Linked DNA regions of Homo sapiens: region 2 is linked to region 1. Evidence: chromatin loops called from intact Hi-C (ENCODE). Cell type or tissue: endothelial cell of umbilical vein. All regions are shown on one strand. Links, peaks and the distances in the headings refer to the core of each region. The heading gives the core; the rest is flanking DNA.

Region 1 (2,816 bases), core at 68-2,567:
CCAGGTTGGTCTCGAACTCCTGGCCTCCAGTGATCTGCCCGCCTCAGCCTCCCAAAGTGTTGGGATTACAGGCGTGAGCCCCTGTGCCCAGCCTGATGTGCTTTCCTTGCCTTGCCTTTCCTCTTTCTTTCTTTCCCTCCCTCCCTCCCTCCCTCCCTTCTTTCTTTTCTTTCTTTCTTTCTTTCTTTCTTTCTTTCTTTCTTTCTTTCTTTCTTTCTTTTCTTTCTTTTTCTCTCTCTCTCTCTTTCTCTCTCTCTCTCTTTTGAGACAGTTTCACTCTTGTTGCCCAGGCTGGAGTGCATTGACATGATCTCTGCTAACTGCAACCTCCACCTTCCGGGTTCAAGCAATTCTCCTGTCTCAGCCTCCTGAGTAGCTGGGATTATAGGCACCCGCCACTACGCCCAGCTAATTTTTGGTATTTTTAGTAGAGATGGGGTTTCACCATGTTGGCCAGGCTGGTCTCGAACTCATAACCTCAGGTGATCTGCCCACCTCAGCCTCCCAAAGTGCTGGGATTACAGGCATGAGTCACCACGTCTGGCCTGATGTGCTTTTCTTAAGGATGCACGCAAAGTAGGGCTTTGCAACCAGGCCATCTGTGTGCTTCTTTACTGCGCTGTTCTCCCATTTCACTTAACCACAGCCACAGCAATGAAGCCCAGTGGTCAGTACCTTCCTGAGCTTGAATCCAAGCTCCAAGTCGTCTAGATCAATCTGTAACTAAGCAGTGGCCACTTAGACCATTGAGATGTGAAGAAAGAGCCAGCCTGGCAGGTCTTGCTTGCTCGTTGCATGTCTCCAGGGCAGCCTAGAACAATGACCCTTGGCCAGCCCTGGTGAGTGCAGTCCCCAGGAAGGTTTTGATGTCTGTGATTAATGATTTTGTTCTATACCTCTGGAGGAACTGGCCACATGCAACCAGCTTGTCAGGATAGTTTGCACAAACATCAAATTGATGATGTGTACGTGGTTTCACTGCTGGGGTCCTGAGTTTCACTTGGCATAGCTGATAGCTAAGCAGAATGTGTCTATGTGATCAACCACCCGAAAAACCTTGGACCCTGAGACTGGCATGGGTTTCCTCGGGTCTTCCACACATGTCCTTGGAGTTCTCTGCCAGACAAAAACCACATTCTGAGTGGTCTCAGATGAGGAGGCATGAAGGAGCCTGAGCTGGACTGTTCTGGAATGCAAACAATGCGTATCTTTTCCTGTGGCCTTTTCTCTGCATCCTTTGCTGGAATAAATGTTAGCCATGCATATAACTTGCTATTGAGTCTTGTCAGTCTTTCTGGAAAATCACCAAACTTAGCACCTCAACACATAGAAGAAAACAGGGATGCTCCGCCCCTGCTTATCCTGCCGGATGCTGCCCTTGCCCCTTCCCCCCATCCCCCCCACCCCATCCCTGACTCCACCCAGGTTTGAATAAGGGCTGTGGGAAACAAGGTTTAGAATGGTTACCGACAAAACCAGAGCTGGAGTTCTAACCCCCGTGGAGGTGGGTTTCCTCTTTGGCTCACAGCCCCAGTGTCTACCCAGCAGGAAAATGTGGCAGGAAAGCATGAGGCCTAGGGCAACAGGGGGCAGGAGGTTGCGGATGCCTGGGGAGCAGATTTCAGGGTTGATAGACTTTTGGAATCTCTGGGATTTGTGAACTCTGGTTAATTTCTGTAAATGGAGCCACAGGTCTTCCCCGGATCCCTGATACTTATTACTGGCTCAGCCAAGCAAACACTTTGGGTTGGAGTATCCTCTAGCCCTGCAAGTCTCTGACCTCCACATGTGTGCAAATTTCTGTTTTACAGTCCAGAAGTACATTGCAAATTCATTCTCTCTCTCCTTTTATCTGTCTTTATTTATTTTATCTTATTATTATTTTTTTTGAGACAGTCTCTCTCTGTTACCCAGGCTGGAGTGCAGTGACGCCATCTCAGCTCACTGCAACCTCTGCCTCCTGTGTTCACGTGATTCTCCTGCCTCAGCCTCCCACGTAGTTGGGATTACAGGCACGAGCTACCACACCCAGCTAATTTTTGTATTTTCAGTAGAGACAGGGTTTCACCATTTTGGCCAGGCTGGTCTCGAATTCCTGACTTCAAGTGATCCGCCCGCCTCGGCCTCCCAGAGTGCTGGGATTACAGTGGTGAGCCACTGTGCCTGGCCCTATCTGTCTTTAATATTCTGTAGGTATAAACTGATGAGCACAACCATGGACAGAAATGTCAATAAAATGATTAAAATGTAAGATAACTAAACATACCAATAAAACAATTTTATTAGGTTGGTGCAAAAGTAATTGTAGGTTTGCTATTTCAATGGCAAAAACTGCAATTACTTTTGCACCAAACTAATAAAAAGCAAGCCACTCAAATAATTACTTACACACTTGCTATTCAGATAAAGCCCTGACATTTATTTTGCATAAAAAATAAATAGCTTATAGGCCAGGCTCACACCTGTAATCCCACCATTTTGGGAGGCTGAGGCAGGAGGATTGCTTGAGGCCAGGAGCTTGAGACCACCCTGGGCAACATAGCAAGACCCTGTCTCTACAAAAATAAATTAAAAAAAAAAAAGATAGTTTATCCAGAATAGCCAAAACAATTTTGAAAAAGAAAAACAAAGTAAGAAGACTCACACCTCCTGATCACAAAACATGCTGCAAAGCAATGGTAATCAAAGCAGTGTGGCATTGGCATAGGATAAACATATAGACCAATGGAACAAAACTGAGAGTCCAGAAATAAATCCATGTGTCTATGGGCAACTGAATGCCAAGACCATTCAATGGGGAAAGAATGTTTTTTTAA
Region 2 (2,816 bases), core at 254-2,753, 77 kb after region 1:
TCCTTCTACACTTTGCCAACACCAATTAATTTGACTCTGTTTACTCTTTTCCAACTTGTCAAAAAATGACACCTCACTTTTATTTGTGCATTTTTGTTGATTAGTGAGGCTGAGACATATTTCATATCACATGTTTACTAGCCCTTTGTATTTCTTTCTTTGAACTAATTTACCAATTCCTTTGTCAATTTTTTGATTAGTCTGTCTTATCTTCTTGAGGTCTAAGGATTTTTTTACATATGCTAAAGTTATTATATTCTGCCTTCTTTTTCTAATTTGTCATTTAAAAAATCTTGTTTGGGGTTTATAGAGTTTCCTGAATATGCGGCTTGATATCTCTTGTCAGTTTTGGAAAATTCTCTGCCATTATCTTGTCAAATATTGTTTTTGTTCCAATCCCTTTTTCTTCCTATCCTGTGACACCAAATTCACACACATTAGACCTTTTATACCATGCTGCCTGTGTATGTTATGCTTTTCTTCCTATCTTTTAAATCTTTTTTTTTTTTAATTTTCTGGGCATTTTTGATTAAACTTATCTTTTGATTCACTAATCATATCTTTACCCTAATCTACTATTTAATTGCTTTTTACATTCTTAATTTCAATTATGCTGTATTTCTAAAATTTTTGATTCTTTATTGATTCTAGTTCTGTAATAAAGTTCCTCATTTGTCATTATTTGCTTTTACATATTAGTTATTTTAAAGCTTGATCGTTCTAATTTCTGGATCTTCTGGGGATGTTTTCTATTTTCTGTTTTTCTCTTGGCCCTGTCTCCTGATACATCTGGTAATTTTTGGAATGCTAGACATTGTGTATGAAAATTGAAGTAGCACTAGATTGTGTTATCTTGTCCAGGGAGGATTTAGTTTGCTTCTGGCAGACAGAGTGGGACAGAAGATTGCAGTCTAGGTTGTAGTTTTTATAAGATCTGGCCTCTTTCTGGCCTGTCTTGTAGGATATAGCCCTTTTGGCTTCCTATAGAAATATGGCCTGGGCAGATCATGAATACCACTTTTGTCTCCTTAACCCAAGCTTATCCAACCCCTGGCCTGCGGGCCACATGAGGCCCAGGATGACTTTGAATGCAGCCCAACACAAATTTGTAGACTTTCTTAAAATATTTTGAGATGCGCGCGCGCGCGCGCGCGTGTGTGTGTGTGTGTGTGTTTTCAGCCAGTGTTAGTGTTAGTATATTTTATGTGTGGCCCAAGACAATTCTTCTTCCATTGAGGTCCAGGGAAGCCAAAAGATTGGATACCCCTCCCTGCAAACCCTCGAGAGTATGACCAACTCTGCTTAGCTCCTCCTACCCTTCACTACTGCTCTCTGCTTGGTTTCTCAGCACCCAGCCTTACTCAGCAAATGCCCTTAGGGAAAGCCATGAGAATGGAAGCTTATCTCAGGATTTCCGCCTTCTTTCTGGAATACAATCAGGCCTGCAAGTCCTGGTCGTCTTGGAAACTGGATGCCTCCAAATGGATATTTAGGGAAAAAAAGTATTCAGTTGTTCTCAGGGGAAAAGTGCCTCTGATTGAAGCCAGTTTCTCAGAGCTGAAAGTGAGAGTCCCTGTCATTTGCCTTTTTACTTTCTTTACACTGTTTTGCTGAGAAGGTTTAAATTTTTATACAGTCAGATGTATCTATTTCTTTATGGTTTCCGGCCTTGCTCTATTGCTTCAAAATGCTGTTTCTAAGCCAGGTTTATAGAAATAGTCATCTACATTTTTTTTAGTGGTTTTTTTTTTTTTTTGAGATGGAGTCTCATTCGGTTGCCCAGGCTGGAGTGCAGTGGCACCATGTGGGCTCCCTGCAACCTCCCCCTCCCAGTTTCAAGCAATTCTCCTGCCTCAGCCTCCTGAGTAGCTGGGACAACAGGTGCGTGCCACCATGCCTGGCTAATTTTTTTTGTACTTTTGGTAGAGACAGGATTTCACCATATTGGCCAGGCTAGTCTCGAACGCCTGACCTCTTGATCTGCCACCCTTGGCCTCCCAGAGTGCTGTCCCGCACCGAGCCTTTTTAGTGTTTTTATGATTGAATATTTAATGATTCATTTCAGCCTGAGATGTGAGATAAAGATCCAACCTTATTTTTTTTCCGTATGACTGGGACTTTTGTCCAGAACTATTAATGAATTCATCTTTTGTGAAGATCTGAAATGTAATATTTATTGTTAAGCATATGGTGTCTCATTAATATTTTAATTTACATTATTTTGCTTACTAGTAAGATTATGTATATTTTACATGTATTTACTGGCTTTTTGCTATTTTTTGGTTTTTCTACTCATTCCTTTACCCTTGAAAAATTGTACTCTTGGTGTATTTATGCTGATATTCAATATAATATTTCTGTTTAAATCATTCTGTGAATGTCACTAATCTTGATTGCTTTTTCATTTTTCTTTCAATTTTACTTATAATTTTGATATAAGGGAATATTGTATTTATATAGTAACTTACATTGTATATTTATTGTTATCTTATTATTTTTAGCTTTTGAATCTCTTTTCTCCATCAGTAAACTATTTTAGGATATAAGTATGTATGTATGTATGTATATATATTATACCCTTGACTTTTTAGTCCTTTTGTATTATCTTTTGATTTTATGGTGTGTGTGTGTGTGTGTGTGTGTGTTTACTGCTCAGTAATCAACTTTTCCAGCAATGTTGGTTGAGTCATCCATCACTGCCCAGATTGCTCCTTTAACACATGTTCCCCTTTAAAGACAGGGTCTTATTTTGGGCCATCTGCTTTATTTTCTTCTCACCAATTTGTGGGAAAACTTTATTCTTGTTAGTATTCTAC

The links. Hi-C counts contacts between places; a loop is a spot of excess contacts. Peaks named below come from ENCODE experiments on the same cell type or tissue, not always from the same donor. Only the 100,000 strongest peaks of a DNase experiment are listed, where the experiment ranks them.
Region 2: it touches region 1 in a loop (4-fold over the local background); 4 of 110 quality-filtered maps call a loop at or near these places.

What each region holds. Positions count from the first base shown.
Region 1 is chr5:10,512,765-10,515,580 of GRCh38, forward strand. All of the region lies in intron 1 of LINC02213 (long intergenic non-protein coding RNA 2213), which reads right to left. Among named protein-coding and RNA genes, the nearest start is that of LINC02213, 7.9 kb to the right of the region's middle. In endothelial cell of umbilical vein, for the core only: no CTCF peak of the experiment used is centred there; a DNase peak (open chromatin) is centred at 1,507; H3K27ac peaks cover 1,948 bases.
Region 2 is chr5:10,589,455-10,592,270 of GRCh38, forward strand. All of the region lies in intron 1 of ANKRD33B (ankyrin repeat domain 33B), which reads left to right. Among named protein-coding and RNA genes, the nearest start is that of ANKRD33B, 27 kb to the left of the region's middle. In endothelial cell of umbilical vein, for the core only: no CTCF peak of the experiment used is centred there; DNase peaks (open chromatin) are centred at 1,407 and 2,071; H3K27ac peaks cover 1,786 bases.